Linked DNA regions of Mus musculus: regions 2, 3, 4, 5, 6 and 7 are each linked to region 1. A link is a loop called in an ENCODE intact Hi-C map of the cell type or tissue named here. Cell type or tissue: heart. All regions are shown on one strand. Region 1 holds the start of Gm16168 (a long non-coding RNA gene). Region 2 holds the start of Qk (quaking). Region 3 has its middle 110 kb from the start of Gm34972. Region 4 overlaps Gm34799 (a long non-coding RNA gene). Region 5 has its middle 11 kb from the start of 1700110C19Rik. Region 6 has its middle 52 kb from the start of Gm34972. Region 7 overlaps Qk (quaking).

Region 1 (4,000 bases):
TAATTTCAGAGACATATTTAATCATTTTGGGCACAGGACATTACTTCATTTAATTACTATGTAACAGGAGCTTACGTAGACCATTTGATCCACTTAACAGGCATAATGAAAAGAGAGGCCACATAACAGTTCCATTTGGCGACCTATCACTACTGGGGAGTTTTCAAGTTTTCTTCTTTTGGCTTTCTGTGCTCTCTCAGTCTTTCCTGACTCTTACTCAATTCTCACCCTGAATTACGCCAGGTTGGTTCTTAAGGCTGCCCCTGCCAATGAGGAGACTGAGGAGCTGGCAGGAGTTTTAGTCTCCAGACCAGGCCTTGAGGGTCAAGACCACCACCAGCCTTCTATTCTACGCACCTCCCTGCGGCTTCGATTTGGCTAAGTCAACTCCAAAGTGCTGGCTGCAGTTCTCACTGTTTCCTTTTCAGAACCAAGCCTTCTGGGCCACAGTTATGATGTCCTGAGCCCACCTGCAAGGCAAATCTAGAGTACTGTGGCTCGGCTTCGGGGGCCCCTCCATACCGAAGCACTCTCCCTGGGCTGCTTGTCTGGATGAAGGTGCTCTCAGGGCCAGCATGTCCCCTTACTATTGCCCGAGCCAGGGGATGACTGCCTTTATGGCCGTCTCAGCTGTTTGCCTGACCACTCCTCTCTCATTCGGCCATTGTTCCAGAACACAACTGGCACAGCTGCTCTAATTCTCAATCCTTCGCATTTCTTCCATGATGGATCATCAACTGCCGAGGACAGGCAGAGTCTCCCCGTCTCTGCTCCCACAGTGCTTGCCTCTACTCCTCTAGCACACAGCAGAAGATTCTGAACTAACATCGAGGACCCTAAGATCGGACTGTGCCCTATCGGTCAAGGCCTACGTGGCCCTGAGCGAGCTGCTTAGGATCTGTTGCTTTCAGCTTGTCTAGAAGACAAACATTTCACAGTAAGGCTATTTGTGAAATCTAAATGATGTACTAAATCCAGACTGCAATGTATTTCATATTTATATCAGTGTCTACATAGGAGTTTTATGTGGCCTATCTAGATGGAATTTGACCAAATCTGAAAATCTGGCTGAAATCTGTTGGCTGTAAGGGATGCCTGAGCAGAGTCTATTCTTGGGTGTGTCCTGAGTCCCAGGAAGCAGCTGTGGAAGAAGACAGTGACCCTCAACACCAGCCTGGTTTGGACTGAGTCTGCAGACAGAACATTTCAAAGTCGGTTATTTTATTGTATTTTCACAGAGAGATAATGCAGTTTAAAATACGGACTTGGCAAAGCCTCTGAGTGTTAGAGACTTCATTACCAACCTTCAGCCGCTCCCTGCTTTCATAAGAAGGAATTTTTAGAAATGGGTGAGAGTTGTTACCAATCCACTGGTAGAAACAGCAGGTATCCCCTAAGCTCATGGACCCAACAAAACTTCTGCTGGCTTCCAACATTCAGTACAGGAAACATCTGTTAAGCAGGATAAAGATCTAAAAAATATTTGTAGGTAGCCTAGTTGAGCTGAACACTGGTAATTCATTGGACATTGACCCTGAATCTTTAAAGCCCCCTTCCGGTCAAAGTTTGAAACTTTGGACTGTCCTCAACTGGGGGCTCTGGGCTGCAGGCTATACACAATGGAGTCCATAATCTCTGGGGCTCTGCAATCAGCAACCTAAGCATTCCGACACACTAGCCCTGGGGATCCTCCCTTCTGCTGGCAAGGGAACTCAAGGTATTTTATGAGATGCCAGGGCATTGATTCAATGAGCAAGGACCACGTTTATTTTAACCAGTGGGGAGAAAACAAAATCAAAATAGAAATTTCAGCTAATTTATGGATAATAAAACGCATCTGTCTAATTGATTAAAGAATGTTCATAAAAATTCATGGCTGTTTCTTCTCTTCTCTTCTCTTCTCTTCTCTTCTCTTCTCTTCTCTTCTCTTCTCTTCTCTTCTCTTCTCCCTCCACTCCCATCACCAGCAAATCATCCCCAATTCCTTCTCTCTAACACATGAGGATACATTTCCAGGGACACGTCCTGGGGGTGGAGTGTTCTCGGAGGGGGAGGAAGGACAGCTGGCTGGAGACTGGGAACAAGGTCACAGTGTTCATCTCTGGGGACCATAGAAGAATGGAGAATTGGCTCTTTCATCTCCTGTCTCTGCTCTCCCTTTTGCTGCCCTGAGTCTCTGCTGTCCCCAAGTGGCCAGCTAGGCCACGTATGTGACCCTGAGATGCTAAGGGGTAGGTAAAAGTTTCCTAAAGGGTTTCCTGTTGAGATTTGCAAGCTTGGACTCTTTAACCCTTCATTCATGGGACAGTCTGTGCATGATGGCAGAAAGGTCAGTGAGCAGCTTTCAACTAGCAGGAAACTGGCGCTGGTTCGAGCAGCAGCAGCAGCAGCAGCAGCAGCAGCAGCAGCAGGACAGGTGGGTACAAGGTTGAGACCAGTGTCTGCCTCCTGTGGGCCACACGGTTGTCGCCAAGGTGACTCAAAGATTTTTTGGGGGGGGGGCTGCTTTGACCTCACAGAGAGGCTATCAATCTCTGTGTTGCAAAGATTCCCTTCCTACCTAGCTAGACTCCCTGATTATCACTGGAATATTTGTCCCTGGTGCATAAGAGCTCAGAGCCCCAGCCTTTAAAGAGCTAAGATGAAAATTAAGTGGAAATGGATAGAAATATACATAGCATTTTGTATATGCTCACTCCATGAGAGGTATACATTTATCATCATTTGTGTCATCTTTGTTAATAACTTGTGAATTTGTTTAGAAAAAATAAAATTGGATTTTTTTTTTTTTTGGTGTCTATTTCCAACCTAAAGAAACCATGCTTTGTTCCCTATAGAATGAAAGAACCTCACAAGTAAAGGGAAGGAATTCCTTATAAAGTCCACTGAGAAACACAATGAGACTTGAGAGCAGCATTTGCCACTGAGTCTCTCCAGAATATTGTGACGACCCACGTGGCAAATGGTGCTTACCATGGAGAATAGAAGCCACCAGAGCTAGATGTAGAGAAAAGTCCTGTGAAGCCACCATGATAGGTTGACAAATGCACCTGCCAATAACCTTAAGCGTGAGCCCTCCCAAATGCAATGTATTTATCTCCATTGTTCAGAAATTATCAATCAAGTGATTGCTTCTCCTAGAGAAGCAAGAGCACACAGGAAATGGGCCATGAGAACTTAACCTTGAGCAAAAGCTTAAATCTCTTAGAACTGTGCGTCAGATGGAAGATCAGAGGGAGGAAGTGGGAAAAGAACGGAGCCATGTGTGGCTTAGAAGGGTTAAATGATCAGATCCAATAGCGGGGTGACTGGAATGCTTTCAAAGCTGATGCAAGGCTGGATGACTTTCTGAGGCTGGGGCAGCTTTAGGCAGATTGGAATGAGCACTTCTTTCTTGCCAGGTGAATTCAGGAGCAGAGGAGGGAAAAGAAGGGCTGTGGCCCAGCCTGGGCTGGAGGGCCCTGCATGTGTGGCCTAGGGTGAGAAGTCTCATTTGTCTGGCTTCTGGGCATACCACCTGCAAGTATGAGAGATTTACAGAGTAGATACTACTGTGATGGCCTCAGGAACTACAGGTCAACCCTGCCTTCAAGGGACGAAGGAGTATCATACTCAATAGTTGGGATGGTAGCCAGCCATAGACATAGGGAGTGAGTGATCTGTGTCAGAGACCTGCTGCTTCTCAAATGAAGGTTGGATGAGGGGCTTGAGCCCTGGCGCCCCTACAGGTCCTAGACAATGGTTTAGCCGGTCACAAAAGCCAAAAAGAAAAGGCAGAACCCTCACCTCTCCAGGTCACCATGGGTGAACAAGGTGGCCCAGCTCCAAATGTGCAATGGAGGTTCAGAGGCTCCATTTACACAGTCCAGAGTATATTTCTCCCAGCTGTGTAGGTTTGATAGTCAGGTGAAATGCATGGACTTTCTCGGTTGCAGTCCAGGCTTCAGGAGTGTTCTCTTCAGCTAGGTAGGTCTCTTGGTGCTTTTATGCAGTGTGAGAT
Region 2 (4,000 bases), 170 kb before region 1:
GGCCGCCGCGCCGGGGCCGGGCGCCTCACCTTCGTCCAGCAGCCGCTCGAGGTGGTTGAAGATCCCGCAGAAGTTGGGCAGGCTGCTCATGAGCTTCTTGTCGTTCATCAGCTGCATCAAATAATCTGGGGTGGGCTTCGGCTTCTCCTTCGTTTCCATTTCCCCGACCATATTCCAGGCTCCGCAGCTCACTCCGCCCGCCGCCGCCGCCGCCGGAGGAGAGGAGGGAGGGGCGGGGGCGAGCTCCGGCCGCCGGCCGCTCGGGACGCGGCGTCCCGCTCCGCGCCGGCTCCCGCTCCGGCTCCCGCGCCGAGCCCCGGGGCGGCCGGCTCCGCGCGCCCGCCCGCCCCCCGCAGGCACTTTCGCCCGGCCCGACGCGCCGCGGCCGCCGCTCCTCGGCCGCCCGGCGCGGCTCCCCTCGCGAGGCCGGCGGCAGAGGCGGGTCTCGGGCCGAGCGCGGCGCGGGGCCGCTGCGCCGCGAGGAGCCGGGGGGCCGCTCGTCGGCCGGTCGCGCCGCCTGCGCCGGAGCTCGCGAGTCTGCGGTGCTGTCCGCCGCGGCGCTCCGCGTTACCGCCGCCGCCGCCGCCGCCGCGCTCCGACTGCGCTCCTCCTCTTCCTCCGCGGCTCTCCTCCTCCTCACTCACTTGGCGGCGGAGTTCGCCTCAGTTCAGGCGGCGCCGCCGCCCCTGGCCGCTCGGGCGGGACGGCCGGCGCAGGGCCGGGCCGCGGCGGGGAGGACGCGCGCCGGTGGCCGCCCGCGCGGGGCCGGGGTCGCGGCTGAGGGGGACGCGGGCGGCGGCGCTGGCTCGTCGGCGCGCTGTTGCTGAGGCGGCGGGCGCGGTCGGGTGCGGCGGCTGAGAGGAATCCCGGCGGGACTCTCCGCGACGCGCTGCGCTCGCCGCCGCCCGGGCCTCGCGTCCGCGCGCGTTACTATAGTTTGGGTTTTTTTTTTTTTTCTTAAACCTCTTCGTCCACCTTCCTCGCTACCCCCTCAAAAAAAAAAAAATTTTTTTTTTTTAAACGTCCTGTTGCTTCACTGGGGACTCTCGGGTGGGCGTCACGTGTCCAGACACGTAGCCGAGAGGCTGAGAGCGCGTGCGCGCGTCGAGGACTGTGACCACGCCCCTTCCGAGGGTCGCTCCGCCCCACCTGGCGGAGAGCGCGCCGTGGGGGCGGGGGGTGGGGGGGAAGCGGGCCTGGAGCGCGCCTGCGTGGGGGTGGAGCGGGACGAAGATGGCCTGCGGACGGAGGAGCGGGACCGAACCGTTCTGGCGCGGCGCCCACCTCGCGGGGCGGGAAACCCGGCCGTCGGATCGCTTGGGGTGCGAGGTGGCGGCGGACTGAGTTGGCGTGGGCGCCCACACCGCAAGTGTCTCCGGCGGTAGGGACTCCAGTGAGGTTTCCCCTGGAGCCAGCGCCACGCGTGACGGGCCTCGCGTTGCCGTGGGCTGCGAGGCGGCCCCGGACCGTGGGCGGAGACGGCACACGCGTGCGCACCCACGGGCGTGCGGGCGGGCTCTGTTCCATGCGGCGTGACGCGCGGTTCCGTTAATCCTCACCGCAGGTTCCAGTCCCTGGTGGCGGAGGCGCTGGCTCCTCAGCGGTGCGGCCCCCGCACAAGGGAGCCTGTGTGAGGAGTACATATTCGGGGAAAAAACGAAGTGGCCAACGCCTATTTTTACCTACTTGACAAAAATAAATAAATAAATGACAGGCAGAGGGCCAGGACAGGGGCTTTCTATGGCGTGTAGAGGAAGTTCTGCCGGTTACATTTGTTTCGGAAACAATGTTCCGAATTGCAGCAATGAAGTCCTGCGATTTATAGAAGCTGTCGGTCATTAAATCTGCATCATCCCTGTTTTGTTGCAAGTTCTCTATAACATGCTCCATTAAAATGTAGACAAGATTGTCAAATTAACCATTTTGAGAGTTGGCCCTGGCTATAATTTTCTGGGAATCATCTCACTGTATTTTAAATGTGTACGTAAGCAGGCTAGTTGGATTGCTTTTTTTGTTGTTGTTGTTTTAAACTTTGATTTACGCGATTTCTAAAGAGCATTTTCGAAGTTTGTGTGGTACCAACGGTATTTAAAGCAATTTTACTCTTTTCCTGGCCAGTAGCTTCTGATTATTTTATTTAAAGACTACAGTTTGGGTTGGTTTGGGTTTTGGTTTTCTAGTTGTCCATTAAACTACGTTTTTTAGAGCAAATGATGAACAAAGTTAACATGTAATTGAAATAATTTTAATTTTCCAACAATGGCTATAGTAGTTCTTAGTACTATAGATAATCCCTTAATTATCTCTAAACAATAAATTAGTGAAAGCATGGAATAATTTGATCAAAAAGCTGTTACTACATTTTCTAAATCTTTCTTCAGAATCTAGAAAAAAACGAGGTTTCTTTCTTGTATATTATTAAAAAATATTTTGTCACTGAATTATTATACATTGTCTGTGTTTGTGCAAGAGAAGTCCCCTTTGTAAGTTGGTCACACTTATAGGCCCTTTGGTAACTGCTCTCCCTCTATAGCTCAATCAGAGCAGTCCTGTACCTTAGGCAATCCTGGCAGCCCCAAGTTTTACATAAGAGGAAACCCCTGAAGAGGAAGAGGGAAACTGAATAATTTTATCCAGCACTATAGCCAATGAGCCCTATCTGCTGTTCAAATCCATGTATATTTTATACCAGAGTGCCCCCATCCCCATTTTACTGACCCTATCCAGTAAATCCTTTGAATTCATTACAGTGTTACATAATTTTTGACCCATATGTCCAACCACTTTTATAATGTAGTTGAATGAAAATAATAGGCAATATTCATTCACCATGGCTCAATCCCTGGTGGACCCATCACTTGGAAATAGTAGCCATTTAGTGCATTTTCTCTTCCCCTGCTTAGTTTTGCCTGATTTCTCAGGTTAAGAAAAAAAATATCCAGAGTTTCCCAAGACCTATTAGGCCCCAAGAGATGTTGCTGCCCAAGCTCACTAGATGGACTCCTCATGTGTCTTGACCTCTACACATGCTTGGCATCTGTAGGGCTCTGGGCTTGGTGTACCCTTGTAAAGTTTTCCCTAGTTGCCCAAAAGCCCCACTCCAGCTCCCATATGCCACCTCTATTTTTTGTTAAATGTTTAGTTGTTTCTGTCACATTTCTCACATGCCATGTCAGATCTGTGCGTCAGTTTGTTTGCCATCAGAGACTCTCACGCTTTGAGAGTTCCTAACCCCAACAACAGCACATGTGTAGGCTCTCATGACTTTGGTGTTCAAAGAGGAGTGTCATTAGCTAGTTGCATACTTGAGGTTAAAATTCTTACCTGATTTAGTTCCTTCAGTGCTTCCCCCGACACGTGGGGAGGTGTGAGTAGCCATATTTGAACTGAGATGGTTGGTTGCCTAGGAACAGCTTAGTGGCTAGTGGAGGCAGTCCAGGACTGTACAGCAAGTGAACACATGGCCTTTGGGGCCACTGACCTTGCCCAGGCACTCATCCATAGGCTCCCATCTTTGTCTGTCTCCCACTCTTCTGCACATTGTGCACATGTATTGATCACACAACATGATGAATGCAATGTAGACTACAAAGTTTATTGAGATATGTACCTTCAAGCTTACAATCTCAGCAATTATTATAGATCCTTCAGTCCTGTTATTGCAAACATTCTAATACAGTTTTCAAAATGTGCAGGATAAATGTACATGAAGATAGGTATACACAGGTATATGAAGATCCTTGTAATAGCTCTTTCAGTGAAAACTCGTCTATTAACAATAAAATTGGCTCTTCATTTTTATACTAATTAGCTAGGAGTGGAAATGTGCTTTCTGTTCAATTTCATTGGCTCTACTAGCTTGTTGCATCTCTCCACATTTAGAGTAAAAACTTAACAATATTCCAAGCAGGTCTGTCTTTATTGCCATGGAGTTTTTTATAAGAACTAAAAACTGCACATTCAATGTATGATGGTTCTTTGTTCCAATATTCTTTGAAAG
Region 3 (4,000 bases), 450 kb before region 1:
GTCTAATACTATCCGGAGGGGCCCATAGCTCTGGGGCATGACAGATGATGGTTGTCAACCCAATCTCCATAGGTTCTATCTTGTGAGCAATATGCAGGAAGCATCATTCCTATTTTACAAAGACCATCTCCTGGAAAAGAATTAAAGGAAAAAATAACAGAGAGATAAGAGAGAATTCTCATCCAGTTATTAGTAAGGACCCAGTGTTAAAGCCCAATAGCAAATACTTATACTACTTGGCTTTTTTTTTTCTTTTGAGGCATAGGTCTCACTATGTAGTCCTGGCTGGACTTAAACTCATGGAGTTCTGCCTGCATCTGCCTCTCGAGTTCAGCTATTATAAAGCTCTTGGTTGTGTGGAAGAACCATTGCTCTCCAAGGGAGGAGAAAAAGCAGAGTACATTTCACTCACATAGGCCAAGAACATCCTGTGTGCCTTGGAAGATTGCTGGACACTAGTTACCCAGCATCTTCCTTTAAAGATGTTATACTCAAGAGTTGAAGTGGGGCTGGTTAAGACTGCTCTTCCAGAGGCCATGAGTTCAATTCCCAGCAACCACATGGTGACTTACAACCATTTATAATGGGACCCAATGCCCTCTTCTGGTGTGTCTGAAGACAACTACAGTATACTCATACATACATTAAATAAATAAATCTTTTTTTAAAAAAAAAAAGAGTTGAAGTGGTTGATAAACAAAGATTCAGCTGAAGTTTCGATGTGAGCCATAAAAATTACTGGACCAGAATGAAAACTGATGCACAGTGGAACCAATTCTAGAAGCTTGAGAACCCAGAAGAGAGCAAGCAAACACAGCTTGGCCAGTACATCACCATTCTAGACCATTTTCAAAGCTGCCTTTCAGAGCTCTGGGACTCAGGCATGTTAACGACCCAGCACTGTGAACTCCTGGGAATAAAGTCTATTCAGTCTACATCACCGTGTGCTAACATTTCATTAGCACTCAGATGCATTAATGAGGCAGAGAAGTGGATATGTGCAAATGTGTGAGTTTACAATCTATTTTAGGTTTGGAAATTTACTATCAGTGTAGAGAGCATCAAAGCTGAAACCTGGGCATTCCCGAAACCAACTACGGGTGGGAACTGCACTTGTCCAGTGGGCCTCAAGGTGGGTGTTTCCATGTAGTACATGTTTCCAACTGCACACACATGGATCTGCAGTTGCTCCAAAATTTCTCCCCAAAGTCACATATTTTTCTCAGGGACAAATCAGGGACTCTGTTTTGACCTTTTGGCCCAGTGCCTCAGCCCTGTGCTCCTTTTTTGTTGTTCGGAGTATCACAGTGGCTATTATCACAGGGATGAAGAACAGAAAGACAGCCCATTGAGGCTTTATTCTTTGCCCTTCCATTTAAACAGGGAAGGAAAAGACGAATGGAGGGAAGAGGTGGGTCTGTACTTCTCTGAGAGGATTATGCATGTGCTTTTGTCTCTGTCCGGATTCTTGAGTCCGTGTGTGACTACTGCTGTCTGGTAAAGTATCTTTGCAGCTGTGCTTTTCTGGACAAGACATGGCAAGGCAAAATGGGCCCCAGGTTGTCCTGAGCTGGCCCATGTTAGTCCCTTGAACAGCTGCCTGTGAACACACCTGCTAGAAATAAACCTCAATCGCTTTCACCGACGCTCCCTGGACAGGACTTGAAGGCAGGATTGTCGTCTCTGCTGTTGCCCGGTTTCTCATTCTCCTCCCCTAGGAGTGCCCATTCGTCCTGGCCTGACTCATTTAAAATCCAGCCTGACCGACTGAAGGGAAAGACTTCGGAACTCCTTGAACTCCTAAACAATTCAGCCCACCCTTCCTGAGCCATGAGGATGTTTGTAAAAACCCAAACAGCCCGGGGAGGTGTCAGGAAGTGAACCAAAGATAGCATGCTGTTTATAGGCCAGAAACAGTACTGAGATTTCAGTCCGGTTTGGTTGTTTAGATTGTAAAGAGAATGCAGACCCTCCCAGGGAAAGACTGATAGTCTGCAGGCGATCACCCAGAGAAACTACCTCCATAATGTCTGGCCAGCCTTGAGCCTCAATGGAGCTCAGAGGGAGACAAATGATAGAAAGGATGGCAGAAATAATTGTTTATTGAGTTCAGAGTAAGAAGAAAATGAGGAAACTTCAGAAGACACTTCACAGACCCTCTTAAATTCAGGACCAGCCCAGTGCTTTGCCTACTGAGACACTGCAGAGAGGTCAAGTGTGGGAATGCTACAGAACTTCCATTGCCCAAAACAATTTAAAATAAGACAAACACGCAAACAAACAACATCCTCTCCTGTGAGATTCAATCCTGGCAGCATTTGCCACATGTGAGGGACAGAGGGAGCTAAGCACTAATCCCAGAATGACCAAGCTCCTTTAATGAAACATTCATAACTCGGAAGAAACAGTGGCGTTGTATGGATGTTGCTATGCTCTGGGTCTGAAATGACTCCCAAAGGCCCACGTAGTATAGGTGTGATCTCCAGCAAAAGCAATTTAAGGGAGAAAGGGTTGGTTTGGGGTTACGGTTCTAGAAGATACAGTCTTGTGGCAGGAAGCAATGTCAGCAAGAGCTTAGGGGAACTATATACAGTGCTTACAGAGTAAGAAGGCAGAGGGAGACAAGTGCTGCTCAACTCACTGTTCTTTTCCATCCAGTCCAAGTCCCCAGTGTTAGCATTCTATTCAAACTCCACCCCACAGTTACCTGGTAACAACAGGCAGGCCTGACCCACTCTAAAAGAAGTTGCTTGACCCCTTCTCCCCCTCTTGCTCTCTTGATCACTTGCTTCTCTCCTGCTCTTGCTCTTCCCTTCCCCATTCCCTTCCCTTCCCCCTCTCTCCATGTGCTCGTGGCCATGGCTGGCCTCTACTTCTCTTCTCTCTCTACTTTTCTTTCTTCTCTCTCTCTCTCTCTCCTCCCCCCTCCCTCTCTCTCTCTGCCTTTCTCTGCCTCTACTACCCTCCTAACTCCCCCTCCTTCACCATGCTCTAAATAAACTCTATTCTATACTATACTGTCTTGTGGCTGGTCCTGGGGGGTGGGGGGATGCCTCTACATAGGTCCCCTGAGACATCCCCTTCCCTCATACCTCACCACACCTCCATAGAACATATCCCCCTACCTCTTTATCTTTTTATAAACACATCACCCAGCACGTGGAATATTTCCCACCACAGGTAATATGACAACCAATACCAACCACCCTAGGAGTGTGTGCTCTCTTGACAGAGATTAGAGAACTCTGGTCTCTTGCTTTTCTCCAGTTCAAGCCCTAGCCATGAGGTAAACAGCTTTGCTCTGTCATGGGCTCCCACCAGGATGAGCCACTGCAGTAGTAAAGCCACAAGAACCCACTGGTCATGACTAGAACATCCTAAGGGAAAGCCCAAAAGAAGAAGAAAAACCTTTTCTCTTTGTAAGTTGATTATCACTGGTCCTTGTTACAGTAACAGACAACTGACAAACACGAAGTATTGGTTCCCACAGATTTCTGAGCTGAGGGATATCTTAAAGGATGTTAAAGGACTGAACTCCGGGGCTTTCTAAACAGTGAGTGTTGGAGACACATCAAAAGTTCGGTCTGTGCTTATGCCAACTCTTAAGAACTAAGATGTCAGAGGAAGAGCTCAGGGTTTCTCATGAAAACAGCAAGGAAAGATGTAACAGAGGAAGATCTACCAGGTGTCAAGTACAAACGGGCAGAGCTTGGAGCCCACTGTTGAGCCCTGAAAAAAGCTAGATTAAATCTTAAGTCACAAAAGGTGATTACTGTTTTAAAAATCTTTACTCTTTATCAAACTTACTTTTTAAAATCATTCCAAAAACCTTAAAATTAATAAATTTTAAAATCTCATAGTTAGATTAACTTGGCTGTCATCCTATAAAAGGAAAAAGATTACATAGCAAAACCAAAGATTGTTTTCCCCACAGAATTAAATAACTACAAAAATTCCCTTGAAGGCCCTTTGTCCTAAGCAGTTCAGTTGGAATCTCTGG
Region 4 (4,000 bases), 600 kb before region 1:
ATGTGTTCCCGAAGGAGGGGACACAATAATTAATGGGAGGAGCCCAGTCAGGGACAGCATAGAAGTAGGAGTTTATTAGAGCCATTGAGGGAACTTCAGGAAGACCCGCTAGAGCAGTGGTTCTCATCCTGTGGATCTCGCCCCCTTGGAGGCCGAGTAGCCCTTTCATAGGGGTCACCCAAGACCACCAGAAAACACAGATATTTATGTTACAATCCATAACAGTAGCAAAATCACAGTTATAAAGTAGAAACGAAAATAATTTTATGGTTGGGGTCACCACAGCACAAGGAGCTGTATTAAAGGGCCACAACATTAGGAAGTTTGAGAACCACTACTCTAGAAGGTTCCAAATGGTTTCCCAGGGGAAGTCTCACAAATGTGCTAAGGTGAGACTTTTCACCTTTCTGGTTAGAGTAAAGAGAACTGGGTGTGCTGGAGACAAAACATATTTGCCTTTTGCAGGGACCCTTACGAGTTCAGGGCAGTTTTTCTGGTCCAGGTGAGACAGAATTCAGGCAGCCAGAGTCAGAAGAAAAAGTTAGAGTGCCCAGTGAGGCTGTACACTTTAACAGCGGGGCTCACACACTGTTGCCACGGTAACAGAGTTTGTATGAGCTCAGTACCTGGAAGAGGTGAGGAGAAAGGAATTCTAGCCGGAACTCCGTTAAACCGCACCGGAGAGCCTGGTGGTCACAACTGCCGAGGGAATAGTAAGTGGAACTCTGGTCAGTGTTTGTCATGCAAAAAAACTTTACAGAAAGTTGTTTTGTTTTCAGAATGGGGTGTGCTTCCAGTATGGGAGAAACAAGCATCTAATACGTCTAACGTTTGTAGATTTGCTCTCATCCATATTTGCGTATCACACTGTCCTACAGGGACCACAGGCAGAAAGCATGCACATTGACTGGGGAGACTGAAAAATCGGGACAGACTTCAGAGGAGGCTTGTCTGGGAGTTCTGCTGGGAGTCTCTGTCCTTCTCCTGTCCTGTGGTGCGCTGGAGGACCTCCCTGGATCCAGCGTCAGCAGAGAGGTGTTGCTCCTGCGTCTCAGTGACTACGGCAGTGAGGAGATGGGGGTTTGAGAAGTAAGTTGTATCTTCTGAGTGAAGCCTTATGCTTCCTAAAGGCCAGAATCCTTATGGAATGAAGGAGTAAGGGAGGCCACCCTGTGGGCTCTGAGTGACCTTAATAGTGCTGACCCTAACCATGCTTCACAGAATTAAACAATAGAGAATGCCAGCTGTGTGGTTCCCGCAAGAACAAAAGCTGGGGACACACTCATTGAACCGTGCCCGCTGAGGGACAATCTTGGACTCTCTCTTCTAAAAGCTACTAGAGAACAGGTCAATTCTTGCTTTCTGAACTAACATCTAGGTCATACATCGAAGCATCTTCATTGATACAGGAAGTAGAAAGCCACAATAGAGAAATGGCCAGACTGGGTCAGGCAAGGGAGCTTAGAGACTAAAATACAATCTGAGCAGTCAAAGCTGTGCGAATATTTCAAACAGAAACCAAGCAGAAATAGCACCTTCCCGTGACATTTCCCGTGCCTTCTAGGGAGAATCTCCCCGTTATTGTTATCAAGCTTGCAAAGTGATTATGTGCCTAGCCATAGCCCCCGAGGAAGAAGACATTTTAAGTAGGAAGCCATCAGGATCGTGAACACAGTGGTGCCTTCTTGACTTTCTCGGAGGAGCTGGGCCCCACAGCTGGGTGACAGTGCCCTCCTATACACAGAATAAGGACTTGGTTCCCCGTGAGCTCAAAACATGGACAATTCTTAAGCCATGTTTACCAAAACTTCACGTTGCTAAAGAATGTGCTGGGGCACTAAGGAGAAATGATCTTCATAAAACCCGGATGGCTCCAAATCTGATGTAAAGTATCAAGAAAGCAAGAACACACAAAAAGTAAACAAAAAAAAACACCAACAGGTAATTTTAAAAAAGAATACTGGAAAAAGATAAAAGTCCACAGCCAAACAAATTGAGAGAAAAGTGTTAGTTGAAAATGGTTTCACTTGGCCAACCCTGAGAAGCTCAAATACGTTAAAAAGCTACACTTCATTATACTGGATCCACCATTTCTAGCATTTACCTATAAGAAAACCCTTTTATTCAAGACTACTATCAACATAAAGAATAATTTCCTAGGAATCACTAATGAACCAAATGAAGGATGATCGGTTTAAATGGACCTATGTTTTTCTTTCTCAGAAAGCTTTCAAAAGGAAGGGATATGTTTTTGAACCAACAATCCAGATTATATTGATTTGTACCGTCCACTGAAGCCAGCCACACACTTTTTACGACATTGGTTGTGCTTGCTGCCTGCTGAACTCCAGTCTTTGGGAGGGGTCTTTGGCTCCAGCGCGAAGGCAAGCCCCCAACACTTCCAGCAGGGGGCTCTGTCCCCCAGCACAGACTATGAAATGCTAGAAGACAGTTCAAGGTTAAGATGGCTACACAAATAACAAGCCAGTCACATAGCCTGGCCACTAGGACAGTGCAGCATAAATGTGTGGTCATGGTTCAGGAATGTTACCATGAGGATAATCTGTGACAAAATCTTATTATTAGGTCTTATCCTGTGCGCTATTTTATATCTAACCAAGCGAATCCAAAGGGGTGGGTGTGGTAATACACAAGGAAGCAAAGAGTATTTTTTATGAAATAACATCAAAAGATAGGCCTCACATTAAAAATACTGAGAGATTTAATGATTTTCCTAAATGGTTGATAACTCACAAGTGCCAGTTTTCCATTAAAGAAACTAATGTAGGAAAGAGAAAACGTGAGAGTAAAGTTAGAGGTAAATGGAAATGAATTAGTTCTCCTGAGATGACAGACTGAACTTTGCGAAACCGATTTCTACAATTAGGGTGATGGTGGTGGTTGGAGGAAGCTGTATTCTGGTAGACATGTGATCTAGATGACTTTTTCCTCAAATACTTTTATCTTCACCCCCCCACTCTTTCTCCCCTGCAAAATCAAAAGCCCTTTACTTACAGTTTGAATTGTAACTAAATAAAAATATTTGGTTCAGAGTTTGGGAGGCACCACTCTGAGCAAGAATGATTAGAAAGAAAGTAAGTAGCCATGCCAGCCCAAAGCTGCAAAGTAGAAAGTTCACACAGGCCGCTTCTCGTTCTTGCTTTATTTCAGAGGATGATAGCTTCTAGAAGGGGCTCACATCCCCACTGGGAGAGAGACTGCCACCAGACAGGTGCAAGTGGCTAATGAATGATGACATTTGCAAGAGAGTGGAACAACTTATTCCCTTCCCAGCCCTAAGAGGCTTTACGTGTAATGCACAAAACACAGGCGCGAGACGCAAGTCATGAGGGGAGGCTGTCAGGCGGGTGCCATTCCTCTATTGAAACACCATAACTCTGTCTATAAATAAAACAAATAGTCTACGCTCAAGTTTCCAGTTGATCCTGTGCTGAAGATTCTAAGAATGTGAATCGCTTTGTCCACACTAAATATCAACATTACGTGAAGATGCCATTGTCTCTTTCTTGGGTTGTATTTGTACTGACTTTTCATATTCTCGGAGTGAGCCCTGGGTGCTTGCCATGAACTACTAGCAGAGGTCAAGGGTGGAGAGAACACTGTGTAATGTAAGTACTCAGTCTCCTACAAGGGCAACATTCACTGGGGCTCATTCTCAGCCCCGCCTCTTCCCTGGGAATGTGATTTCAACAGAGGCCAGGAGAGGAACGTTCACTCCCGCAGGCATACCTCGCCCAAGCAAGGCCACATGGGAGCTATTTCTAGCAGCTAATTACGAGGCACTCAAATAACAACACTGGATAAAGGGGAGAGATAGCCACAGAGCTCATGTGAAGAGCATGCTTGCCACTTGCCAGTCCCTAGCTGGGCAAACCCAGCTTGGAGGTAGGGGTGCAGTAGAGGGAACGCGACCAAGCATAAGTCTTTCAAGTTTACAGCACCGTGGTAGTAACTGTGGGCTCAAAGCAAGCAACTGTTC
Region 5 (4,000 bases), 160 kb before region 1:
ACTGGTTGCACCCCTTCTAGGCCTGGCCTGCAAATATCCTTTTTTTTTTTTTCTGCTCTCCATCATTGCCTGACTGATTCAAGCCAGCTGGGTAGGAGCCACACAGGTCCCACAATGAAAGCATGGGCAAAGGCCATTCTCGAGAGCTTTCCCTTGCCACGATCCCGTAGCCCAGATAAGGTTGTGTTGTATTTTCACCAACATGCGCTTGGCAGGCCACAGATAGACCCTGCGCTGGAGAAAGGGCCAGTACTGAATCGTGGAATGTGAGTGATGTCACTGGTGGTACCTGTCCAGTAGGCGCCCTGTCCTTTACCTTCCTGTAAGAAGAGGTACTTCCCTCTCCCCTCTCAGAGAAATGGATTGCCACAGTCACCAAGTTGAGCAGGCAGTCCACGATGAGTGGAGGGACACACAATGTTGGTCCCAGTAACTGGTTCAAGGATAGCTACTACTTGACCCAAAGCAAGAGTGGCAAGTGCTGCTGAAGCTGTCAGCAGAAAACAGGGCCCCTTGTTTAGGCAGATTACTGGCTGAAGATAAAGATGCTTCAGGAATCCTGGTAGCTCGGTGAGGGGCTTGCTGAAGAAGTCAGGAAAAAGCAGAGCTGAAGAGAGCATTTCCCTGTGGCTTGTTGGGGCTCTTGAGCTCATTACGGTTGATTCACATTTCTGTCACCCTGATCCATAAACTTCCTCCTGCCTTAAGGTGATTGGAGCTAGTTTTCACCAGCTTATAAGGGCAAGGTACCAGTTTACCAGCTTTGTCCAGATTCCTTTTAATTTTCAGTGAGCTTCTATCTGATTGAAGGTTTCTTGTAGTAAGTAGTGAACTGGGGCAAATTGGAAGTTTTTATGAAATTTAGCACATTTCCTCCGATGTTTCCTAATAGTAAGATTTAACTAGTAATATTTGTACACTTTCGTTCAAAGCAACATAGTTGCAATCCCAGGTATTTCCAAAATGTGAACTAGGATGTAAGTTATTTTCTATTGCTAACTATTCAGGCTCTCATTGCTGTATAGTGTGTACCCCAAACTAAGCAGGATGCTTCATAAGACCTATAATCCATGTGTTTCATCTCAACCACTGTTAGGTATTACAAGGCTTTGACTTAAAATTCCTACCTGGTTAAAGCAACCCCCTTTCCACAGAGGAGTCTTTGTCCCAAAGCTGCTTAGTTCCATGTTGCCATCCTCTTCCTTTCTGATGAAAACTAGCCTGGCCAATCCATCCTTTACTGCCCCTGTATTCACTCCCAGGCTTTAAGGCCATTGGTCATCCTTCCTGTGAGACAGTGCTTTAGGAAGAAAGGAAGACTGCTCTAGCTTCCTCTCTTGAGCTCTGAGCCTTTGCTCTCTCCCTTGCTCTGTGCACTCCAGACCTCCCAAAATAAAAGCCAGGAGGAGTGTTTAAAAATAGTTTTTAAAAGCTTCATAGGGTGTGTGGGTGTCAAGGTAGCTGTTTGCGTGCAGACTTTCTCTTGGGATTCTGGGTTCTGTGCACAGAACATTTATGGAAGTTTTTCAACCTTCCATAGTGAGTGTCGATGTATTGTGTCTAACCCACAGGCTGATTTTGCGCACGTTTTCCCCGACACAGCCACATTCTGTTCCCTTTTCTTGCCTTACGTATTAGTGTAGACCCCTAGATCTTCATGCCTCACTTCTGTGGGTGGCAAAGGAGAAGGCAGCCGCCAGCGCAGTGGAGAGGGCAAAGCAAACCTGTCTGTTAAGAAAGAGCGGGACAGAACAAAGAGCACACATCCTTTGCCAACAGTCTTCGGAAACAGGCTCAGTCCGCTCATGCGCAGGAAGAAGGCCGGCCCGGGATAGTGTGGGCAGGAACAGGCAGAATGACCCCCGGGGATCACGGGTTTGTTGGAGTTTCCAGCACCTTTCATCCTTTGTCCCCACTTCTGATTCACATGCATATTACCCTGACCAACTCCACACTAAATTCTCTTTCTCCCCCTGGCTCTCTGGAAGGTGGTGGGAACCTCTAAATATTTATGAGGTGTCCGGGACTCTGGTGCTCTTGTGGCGCTAATGAATGCGTGCCTGCGCACAGGGACCCGAAACCCGGCAAAGGGACGGCCACACAGCTCCTGGCCTCGCAGTTCCCAGGCCCGGAAGAAAGCGGGGAGGATGAAGGGAGGAGAAGCTGTTGTCAGGAGAGAAACAAACGGTCGGGCTACACAAAAGAAAGAACAGAGTTCCATCTTTGCCCGCTGGAGCGCTCTGGAGCGGGTAGGAATGTGCGTGAGGCAGGGGAGTAACTCGCCCGATTCCCAAGTCGGAAATGAGTTTCCTAGGAGACAAAGAACCTACCCGCATTTTCTTTTAAGCCCCACTTTCTCCAGTTAAGAGTCTGGACCTCTCGCAGAAGCTGTTAGGGTCCTTTATGCGCTGTTTTCATTAGGGAGCTAAATTCCGTCTTAAAGTGAACTCTCCCTAAATATGTTTGCATAAAGGAATCTATAATTCTAGCTTGGAATGTAAATCACCTGTAGTAACAGGTGGTCTTCGTGGTATCTTAATAGAAAGAGTGATGTATTCATACATTGGAAATGAACCGGGGACGTCGGAATGTCCGGAACATCAAGCACCAGAAAGAATCGTCTGCCTAGCCCCCATTGGCTCGCGTCTCCAGACACCGAGATCTGAGGGCTCCCTCAATGTCACTCCCAGGCGGGGGAGTCTGCAGGCAGCTAGTCTATTGAAGTCATCCATACAATGCTGATTATTTTCCTTTGTAGGTCTCAATATCCAAAAAGATTAAGGTTTTGTTACTTTAAAACACTCGTTCCGGATGCAAGAAACAAGTAACCTTGGCTCCGCTCATCTATCTTCCTAGGATGCTAAAAAAAAAAAAAAAACTAGGAAATCCTACCTCAGGCCTGGTCATGGCCCAAACTTTAGCTCTGCCAAAGGGAGGCAAAGCAGAAACTGAGCCCTAGCTTCCTTTTGAACACACTAGAAGCTCTGCGCAGCTCCGTGACAGCCTGTAAGTCAGTTGTAGAGAGCTAAGACTTCATGTTGGAAGATTCAAAACATGTCCCCAGGATCCCACCCTGCCCTGTCACCCAGACCTGACTATGTGATTCCTAAACATTCCGCACAGGAGAAAGACTGAATTTCTTGTGCTTCTGCACCAGGGCATTTCGTGGAAAAGTGCGAGTTAGTAGGAATATTTAGTAAATGTTTTCAGTGAGCATTGCGTAGCTTTGATCAAAAGAATGTACAGATTCTGTCGCCATTTTGTGAGGTGATAGGACTGAGTTTGTAAACACGACTACTTTGTGGTTGTCTATCGTTGTGGCTTCTACTCCGGTGATCTTTCCAGTTGGCCTTGCTAGGATCTGCAAAGGACTCCAGAGAGCTAGCTCCCCACTGACTCGAAGTGTGCTTTTAGAACCAGTGAGCAGAGCGCATACAATTCATCCCAAGTTTTTGTGTGTTTTTTTATTTTGGCTGGCGTTTTGACGAGTTTGCCGATCTGCTTACTGGCTTGTTCTGAGCACGCTGTCTTCTTCCTAAGGTACCTTTGACTGACTTGGAACTCGTAACCAACCTCCTGCCTTTGCCTTCCCAGTGCTAAAATCCTGGCTGTGCCACCATAACTTGGTTTCCTGTAAATTATGAGCCTTTAAGAAATGTGTCTATTCTTCTGGAACGATGTCACCAATTAACTTCACCTTAAAAGTGGTATATTAAAATAACCTATATGGGAATAGGTGGTAGGAGGGGCTGTATTTTAAAGTGTAAGATTCACAGAAGAAGGAAGGTCAGGCCCCTGTTCTATTATCCTTGAGTAGAACATCCTAGAATGTGCTAGAATGAGGTTCCATGAAAGCTCAGATATAACCTTAGGGGTCGGGAAAGAGTGACGTTTTCTGATGGGGCAGAGGGAGCTAGGGATGAACATGTGAACATGGAGGGTACACGTTTGTCCAGGAAAATTACACAATCACAGAAACTGTTACTACCCATAAAATCGC
Region 6 (4,000 bases), 400 kb before region 1:
ACAAGGAGTGGGGTGTCTCTATGATGAACCTGACCTTTTTGTTTTGGAGGGAAGTTTGTGAAAGTATTTGAAATGTTGAGCTGGAAAAGCCATACAGTACTTAAAGTTTAATAAGCTATGATAGAAAACTTGGAAAATAATGCTGAGAGCAACACAGGTAACAAATTCTAATTTTTGAAGTTTCAGAAGGGAATGAAAACTCTACTAGGGAGTTTCATATGATATTTTTGAATTAAGAATCTCTAGAAGTAAAATTTTTGCTTTACTGGAACAATTGGAGCCTGTTAATCGAGGGTGAAGAATAAGCTGTGATTCATAAAAGATAAGCATCATTGATGTGAAATCTTCTGAAACATATTGCTTCAGAGTCATTGTACTGAAAATGTGGTCCAGAGGTGGCTAAGGCTGTATTTAAAGCTGGAAGCAAAACTTAGTAACATATAAAATCTCTAAAATGTGATGCTGGTTTTGGTGCCATGAAAGCTAAAGAATTGAAGGTGTCATGGAGAGAAGCTGAAGCTTGGTCCAATGTGCTTGAGTCAGGGTCTTTAAAGAAAGGTCAGGAGGCTGGTGATAGTGCAGTACAGTAGAAACTCCAGGATATTGGAGATGCCAGGTCCATGGAACATCTTCTAAAGGCAGCAGCAGGTATTGAGTGAAGATGGTCTGAGCCCACGAGAGAAGTCATGTGTGTGCTACATATGGCAGAACTAGAGAGGTAGGGCTGTTCAACCCGGTTGGAGCCCAGAAGATCCTTAATGAGTCCCAGACACTGGACACTGAGTTTACAATGTTAGATTTTTTTTTTAATCTGATTTTATGTCCTGGTTTCTCCCTCTTACAATAAGAAACCATATGATGTCTTTTTTTTTTTTTTTACTTTATAAGAGCACACACTTAAGAAACTTTGGAATTTTAAGGAGAACTTGGATTTCTAAGTCATTAATTTTTTTTTAAATTGCAAAACTTAAAAGTTGTACCATATTTTACACTATGATATGATCATGGCCCACACCTATAATCCTAGCACTTGGGAGGCTGAGGTAGAAAGACCTTAAGTTTCACAGCCAACTGATGAATAGGAGATTCTGTCTCAAAGGGCTTAAAAATGTGCAATTGGAGGTATAATCCTGTCACATGTCTGCTGGCTCACTCGGTACAGCCCTTAGAAAATGCATCCTCCTCTTCACATTTTAGCGTGATGCCACAGGGCTGAGACAAAGCAGTCTATGGCAGAGCTTATCAGGGAAAATAAAGCTTTCAAATCTTATCTGTAAGAAACCCAGTTCTGAATACCAATTATCTGTACACCCTGCAAAGAAGAGATCAAGTGGTGAACCCTCCAGGCCATGTGCCCTCCTGAAATAAGAAGGCAGAGAAAGTATGGCTTCAACCCTCCTCTGCATCCAACTGCTCCATCTCTGTAAGCCTCTGATGATCACAATGACTCCACAGAAGGAAGGCTTTTAGCAGGTGTCGGGCATGGAGGGTGTTTTCTTTCCCCTACAAAAAATCAGGGCACAGTGTAAGCTCGAGGAGGGACTGACTGGAGCTGAAGTAAACTGACTCTAACTACACTGAATCTTTAGCCAAGGCTAGACACACTTGACTGCTTCCTAACACCCATCCCAAATAGCAGCAAGCATCTCTCCAACCCATCTCCAGGTGGATTTAGTGCTGAGTCGACACTTTCCCCGTTTCCAGTTTTCTTGGGGAAATGAGGCCAGCTCCACACAGCAGCCAGAGCCCTTGGCTTTGATGACAGCCTTCAAGAGGCTATATTTGAGCACAACCGAAAGAGGAAATGAAGCTTCAGCTGCGGGTCAGCCCCGTTGCCAAGGAGGCCGGGGTGAGCATCAAACAGCTGTGTTCCTGTCAGTCAGCAGAAACTCCACCTTTCTAGTGTTCTCACCATTTAATTCCTTCCATTTACACTCGTGTGATATTATAATAAAGGGTGGTGGCCAAGAAGTTTTGAAATATCTCCACAACTTAGTCCTCCCCTCCCCCCCAAAAAATCTCTCCCATAAGTATTATTTCCTGCCAGAAAATGAGTTGGATTTGCTTCAAAACTGCTTCAGAACTGGTGAACATAAATGCCTCTAAATTTAGCAAATATCAGCATGCTCAGTCAATTTGCAATATTTTTCTCCCCTCCCTTGCAAACCCTGTTTGGCCTGAAAGTCAAAGTTGAACAGGCCACTGGATCTCTCCCACGCCTGTCTTTTCCTTCCTTCCCACATCTGGCTTGATAGTTAATTGATAAAAGATGAGCCCACTATTTAGTAGCACAGAGCTGACCATGCCGAGTCCCTGGCCTTGCCCTGGCAGCAGCTAGCTATTCAGCGGTGAACTAGGTTCCATCCCTAGTCACTTGGCAAAGTCACTGAGTGGGTGGAGATGGGAAAAGCATCTGTCTTCCTCATCTATGCTCAAAACACAGCATTTCCTCAAAGCCTGGGAGAGGGGACAAAGAGTTCTAACTGCCTACAAACTTCAACCCAAACACGGTGATATCACTCTCATGGACAGGGAAAGCACTAACAACTGTTCAGCAGACTCTGAGGTCTTTGCACTTGAGTTAAGCAACACTAAGAAAGACAGGGCATTCTATATCCTGCCAATAGTTACAACATGGAAAGCAGGAAAGGATTTCTTCTCCGCACACTGTCCCTTTAAAAACAACAACCAACTCTGCCTCATTTCCTGCTCATTGGTCCACTCTCATCTTGGACCTCTCTCAGAGATGTTCTATCCCTGTCCGGTATCTCACAGACCAGGGGTGCGCACATAATCACCTGATACCACTGATCCCTGAGAGCCTTCATTCATAAGAAGTCAGCTCTTGGCATCTGAAAGAAATGACAACACTGACAAGTCCCACAGTGTGATGCATGAAATGCAGTGCAAAGAATAAATTAACTCTTTCTGTATTGCTGTTAGGATGGGTTCCAGCTACACATGGGCTTCTTAGGTCTTAGGAATACATTGCATTGTGGAGATGGTAGCACCTTTCTTGAACTTATTGAAGATTATTTCATCTCTGTCATTATCATCATCAAAAATAAGGCCTTTATGAAAGTAGGAACTATAACAGGAAATCCAAGAAGAGCTGAAGAGAAAGGAAGCAAAAACCAGAAAGAAGGTTCTCAGCTGTAGAAAAACCAGGGTTTCTCTGAGACCCTTACCCCTACTCCAGAAGTTTCCTAGTTCCAGTGCTCCTCCATAAAGACCATAAGCACATGCTTGTGAATTATACAAGGTCAAACGTGAAGACTGATGGATAAAGCCTGGGACAACAGAGCTGAAGGGCAGCCCTGTGTCATCTGTTCATTTCAGTTGACCCAGATACATGTTAGACTTAGATCACCACAATGCAGCACTGTCTTTCCAGATGCAGAAAACCTAAATGTTAAGGTACTATGATTTTTAGAGCCATGATCATATTCAAAGAAACAAACAAACAAAAAACTGATGCTACTTTGATGCACACTCTACTATGAGCACCACCATGAAATTTGTTTCACGTGATATAATAGCATATGAACATTCTGTGGGATTCACAGTAACAGCTTGAAAGGAGAAGTACTCTTATAGCTAATTTGTCTCAAAACGAGGCTTAATTTATTATTAAAAGAGGAAGGCCAAAAACCAATATTTCAGACCATCACCTGAAATGCAACTAAATCCCCACAGCCTGTTAGGAGCCTCCTCCACAGTTCTAATGTTTGCTTGAAGACTAGAAGAGATTTTTCAGGGTGATGACCTTAACCCCTGAGCATCATGGGATGGTTGAGAACATTCCAGGCTGCTCTTCTATTTCAGCAGGGTTGGGCACTAGAGACCAGCAAGGAGAACTAGTGGTCCTGAACTCTGTGTTCTGACCCAGGCTGCTCAGACCCACCCAAGGGATACCACGAGATGGAAAGACAAAGAACATCGTCTTTTCAAGCTGAGTACATTCTCATTCTGCCGTCTCCCTGAATCCCCTCCCAGGCCA
Region 7 (4,000 bases), 270 kb before region 1:
GTATCGAAATGTGATATTGTAAAGTCATAGGACAAATGAGTTCCATAAGCAAATACAAAGATTATCAGAACACTACAAACAGCATAATCATATATATATATATATATATATATATATATATATATATATATATATATATATATATATATATATATATAAACATATATACTACATAGAATAAACAGTTACAAACACAATTTTCTGAACTTTTTGGAATTGTGGATGACAGATTGGTATGTGTATATAAATATATAAATATATATATTAAATGTATGCATATATTTAAATGTATGCATATGCTACAATGAGATGTAAGCATGTCGTGAGGTTTGGCAACAAGCTATGTCAAAGTAATAACAGGTCAAATACCATGGGCCTAAAAGGGTTTTACTATTGTAAAGTATGAAAGTGTAAATGCTATTCACTTTATTAGAATGAGACATAAAATCTTCATCATCAAAGCGCCATGCTTCATAATAAAGCATGATACTGACACACATTATCACCAAGACTCAGATAAATTAACTTCTCTACAAAGTCATGATGCAGAACAGGCTCCTAAGCAGGATGCCTGAGACAGAGCCCTCAGGCTTTAACCATTACAGCCGTACAGTGCTATTACCACATTCAGCACTCCTACAATACCTTTATGTGAGAATTATCTTCTGAATCCATCAAAGGCTTCAAATTTAAAAAAAAAAAATGAGGAAAATCATGTTTACTTATTAGTACTTTAGGTGATTTAAAACAGAACTGGAAACTGGTCAGATGGCTCAGGAGGTGAGAATACTTGCTGCCAAGTCCGGCGTCCTGAGCTCCATCCTAGGATCTACATGGTAGATGGAGACAGTTCTCTTGCAGCCTCACTTCCAATGTTTTCTTCAACCAAAACTCAAGTTCAAAGCCCTGAGAATTGACTACAGTGGGGTTCTTTTCAGCCTCAAAACTGAACAGGCTCATGCTTAGAAGCACCATGAGATGCTATCATCTTTCAATGGCCTTCAAATTGTACTTTTACAGAATGCAGACTCGTCTGATGACACTCACAGAAATCTATGCTGTTTTGTTAAGAAAAGATCGATTATACACAGACACATGCTGCCTTTTCAGTTTTACTTTTTCATAACCAGTAAATATTTCCCAAACAACTCTCCCCCAAATTCCCTTTCCTGTGTTTATGTGAGAGAGTAGAAGTTGGGGAAGGGAGTCTGGGGGGAGGAAACACTGACTGTCTCATATAAAAAGCTAGGAATTTTTATGAGACTGGAGGAAGTAAAAGACAATGAAATGAGTAAAGGAAAAGGGGTGGCATTTTATTAGAAATCTCATTTTCATTCTTTTTCATTTTTAAATTAAAACATAATTATAAAATTCCTACCACACCTCAATCTCAAACTCATGGTCTCTTTTTAAGTTATAAGCAATTTTAATAACAGAACTTTCCCTTGTTCTGCTATGTCCAACTAACTCCCTTAAGCTCCAGAGGCTAAACAGCAACACATCAGAGGCTTCAATACCAATGTTGCATAGAACTTTCTCAGAGTCTAAGATCTAATCATAGTAAAACCTAGTAAAACCTCTTACGTTTCATCTTCTAGCGCTGGGGTTATACCTGCTTCTAAATCTATATTATAGTATGCCTGTCTTCTTTCTTTCCAGTTTACAGGAGTTCTTTGGCTAACTCCTTTCTAAGTTCTCTGTTGAATTAGTACCTACTATGGTTCACATTTTCTTGACTGACACAGAAGGTAAGTAGTTTACCAACACCACTCCACAGGACCTGAACTTCCCAGACTGTTTTTGTGACCATGTTTACATCTTCTTTTCTTACATCACCAATCTCATTCTGTGAATTTAAGGTTACATGAAATTTGACAGTCACGCTCAATTATTTGTTGTAGGTCATTTAAACTTTCCTTGATTTCAAAACCTTCATGTCTCCTGAGAAGCTTTCACAGACAGAAGTCTGTCCAAAAGAGGGTTAATTGTATGTGCTAAGCTCATCCAAAGATTGACAATAAAACTAAGAATCCATACCAATTGCTTCCTCTTCCCTTCCCATGGCTCCTTTACAGGTCTTCTAGTTTAGTTGTTTAGAAATGATGAACAAGCACCTACTAGAATGAAGCTTCTTTCTGTGCTAAATCTAACACTAAAGGACCCTCACAAACTGAGCACCAGAAAAGCTTCATCCTTCTGACTGAAGAAGCCTCCTACAGAATGCAGAGTGTCATCATTTCAACCAGGTTATAGAACCTTGCTTATCTTTGCCGAAAGTCCTCAACTCAATTCAAGCATAGGTTAAATTGCTATTTCATTAACAAATTCATGAGTCAAAAGTCCTAGGCATGTTAAGAAAAAAGCTTCACCTACTATTTTCTAGTCCCTCTGACTTTCTCCTTAAATGTAACACCTGTCTTAGTGGCCACAATTTATCAGCAAGTTATGGTAGAAAGCATGAAGTACACTTATCTAACCAGAAGAATTTTAAACATTCAAACCCACATGTAAATAATGCTCCATCTATTAGTGTGTTCAACATGCAGCCTACTGCTCACATCACTGAGGACAGTTGTGAATGCGGCTTAGCACAAACAGTAAAGTTACTTAAAACATCACACAACTTCTGAGGGAAGGCTTGAACAATTTTGTATCTTGACTGCATTATCAGGCAAGGCTAGGTTTTGTGTACTGCTGTTTTGGTCCAAGACTGTTGAAACTTTCCTTGGTCAGGAAAATCATTCAATTAAATATTTCGCATGCAAAGAGTCTTAGATGTTTATAGCTTATGAAGAACTAAGCATTTATTATTTAATTTAATCTTAATAACTTGTGAAGCACTCAGCACCATTATTAGCTCTGCCACTGACTGTACTGTTTTACAGTGAAACTAGAAGAAAAAAATGTATCATTGTCTTAATGAAGCATTTACTTTCCTTAGTAACAAAAGCTATAGTTAAGTCACAATTGAAGAATGAGGCAAATTTAGGATGAAAATAACACATCCCTGTAGGAAAGTAAAACATTTTATTTTTGAAATCCAAATTGTCCCATCATCCTCATCCTCCTCATCCTCCTCCTCATCCTCATCATCAGTACTAGTACTAGGAGGAGGAAGAAGAAAAGGAGGGAAAGGAGGAAGGGGAAGTTGGCTATTTTTGCTTTTTGTTGAGACAGTCTTTAGACTGACCTCAAACTCAGAGAGATCTCCCTGTCTCTGCTTCTCAAGTAATAGTAATAGATTAAACATATGCACCACGTTTGTCTATTCCTCAAGTTCTTAAGTGTAAAATTACTTAGCACTGTAAATAATCTATCTTGATGCAACCATTTAAGTTAGCTACTAGAGTATACATCAAGTCTAGAGCTCAAACTCGGGGCCTGAACAGTGTCACCTTAAACGTGATGCCTGCAGCACCAGAGTAACTATGCTTTAAAGGGGAAAATTATATAAGGTCACCTGTGTCTGGCCACAACTGTACACACTGTGCTATGTCTAGTCTGTATTCTGAGACTTTATAATATTATATAGTACAGCATGTCAATCAATGTGACACTAAATGAATTTATGAAATTAGTAACATACTATCAGGAAAAAAAAAGTACTTAAAAAGAACTAAAAAGCACATCAAGAAATCAAGGAGGACTGCTAAGACGGTTTGATTAGTTATGGCGCTTGCTGCCAAGCATGATGACCTAAATTCTATCCCTAGGAACCACACAGTCAAAACAGACAACCAACTCCTCCAAGTTGACCTCTGACCTATTAATCTGTGTATACAAGCAAACAAATGTAAAAGGAAAAGAACTCAAATACTATTGTAACAAAAGGACCACTGAAGGCTTCAAGGTCTAGAATAATGTTTAAGTTACATAAGTGTCCACTGGTAGTAAATAGAACAGACTCACTGAAGTGTGTGTGTGTTAGCTTTATCTACAAGTACCATAAGAAAAAGACACAGAGAAACGATGTAGTCATGTGCTACTGCTACCAAAAGGA

Evidence for each region. Hi-C counts contacts between places; a loop is a spot of excess contacts. Peaks named below come from ENCODE experiments on the same cell type or tissue, not always from the same donor. Only the 100,000 strongest peaks of a DNase experiment are listed, where the experiment ranks them.
Region 2: a loop joins it to region 1, with 7 times the contacts of the local background. A loop is called at or near these places in 20 of 42 quality-filtered maps.
Region 3: it touches region 1 in a loop (3-fold over the local background); 5 of 42 quality-filtered maps call a loop at or near these places.
Region 4: it touches region 1 in a loop (6-fold over the local background); 7 of 42 quality-filtered maps call a loop at or near these places.
Region 5: it touches region 1 in a loop (3.0-fold over the local background); 13 of 42 quality-filtered maps call a loop at or near these places.
Region 6: it touches region 1 in a loop (7-fold over the local background); 5 of 42 quality-filtered maps call a loop at or near these places.
Region 7: a loop joins it to region 1, with 3 times the contacts of the local background. A loop is called at or near these places in 3 of 42 quality-filtered maps.

What each region holds. Positions count from the first base shown.
Region 1 is chr17:10,491,194-10,495,193 of GRCm38, forward strand. The region is part of intron 4 of Pacrg (PARK2 co-regulated); the gene reads right to left. A230009B12Rik (RIKEN cDNA A230009B12 gene) reads left to right here. Exons shown (of 2, transcript NR_077237.1): 2 at 101-1,864. It overlaps Gm16168 (a long non-coding RNA gene), which reads left to right and starts at 2,005. Exons shown (of 3, transcript XR_003952273.1): 1 at 2,005-2,416. In heart, a CTCF peak has its summit at 2,193 (motif pointing left); a DNase peak (open chromatin) is centred at 2,108; H3K4me3 peaks cover 460 bases; H3K27ac peaks cover 3,249 bases.
Region 2 is chr17:10,318,703-10,322,702 of GRCm38, forward strand. Qk (quaking) reads right to left here and starts at 659. Exons shown (of 8, transcript NM_001159517.1): 1 at 30-659. The coding sequence starts at 171. It overlaps Gm46608, which reads right to left. Exons shown (of 1, transcript XM_017317774.2): 1 at 949-4,000. The coding sequence starts at 1,643. The coding sequence ends at 1,017. Cahm (colon adenocarcinoma hypermethylated RNA) reads left to right here and starts at 1,217. Exons shown (of 1, transcript NR_037588.1): 1 at 1,217-2,439. In heart, a CTCF peak has its summit at 1,560; DNase peaks (open chromatin) are centred at 59, 619 and 1,149; H3K4me3 peaks cover 3,577 bases; H3K27ac peaks cover 3,819 bases.
Region 3 is chr17:10,036,438-10,040,437 of GRCm38, forward strand. No RefSeq gene overlaps it. Among named protein-coding and RNA genes, the nearest start is that of Gm34972, 110 kb to the right of the region's middle. In heart, a CTCF peak has its summit at 2,341; a DNase peak (open chromatin) is centred at 1,754; H3K27ac peaks cover 1,007 bases.
Region 4 is chr17:9,891,716-9,895,715 of GRCm38, forward strand. All of the region lies in intron 1 of Gm34799 (a long non-coding RNA gene), which reads right to left. Among named protein-coding and RNA genes, the nearest start is that of Gm34799, 13 kb to the right of the region's middle. In heart, CTCF peaks have their summits at 2,405 (motif pointing right) and 3,710; DNase peaks (open chromatin) are centred at 3,316 and 3,746; H3K4me3 peaks cover 203 bases; H3K27ac peaks cover 2,391 bases.
Region 5 is chr17:10,333,371-10,337,370 of GRCm38, forward strand. No RefSeq gene overlaps it. Among named protein-coding and RNA genes, the nearest start is that of 1700110C19Rik, 11 kb to the left of the region's middle. RefSeq lists an enhancer at 193-3,804. In heart, a CTCF peak has its summit at 2,226; DNase peaks (open chromatin) are centred at 1,811 and 2,671; H3K4me3 peaks cover 1,561 bases; H3K27ac peaks cover 3,673 bases.
Region 6 is chr17:10,091,863-10,095,862 of GRCm38, forward strand. No RefSeq gene overlaps it. Among named protein-coding and RNA genes, the nearest start is that of Gm34972, 52 kb to the right of the region's middle. In heart, no CTCF peak of the experiment used is centred here; DNase peaks (open chromatin) are centred at 1,799 and 2,359.
Region 7 is chr17:10,220,792-10,224,791 of GRCm38, forward strand. The region is part of intron 4 of Qk (quaking); the gene reads right to left. Among named protein-coding and RNA genes, the nearest start is that of Gm34972, 77 kb to the left of the region's middle. In heart, no CTCF peak of the experiment used is centred here; no DNase peak of the experiment used is centred here.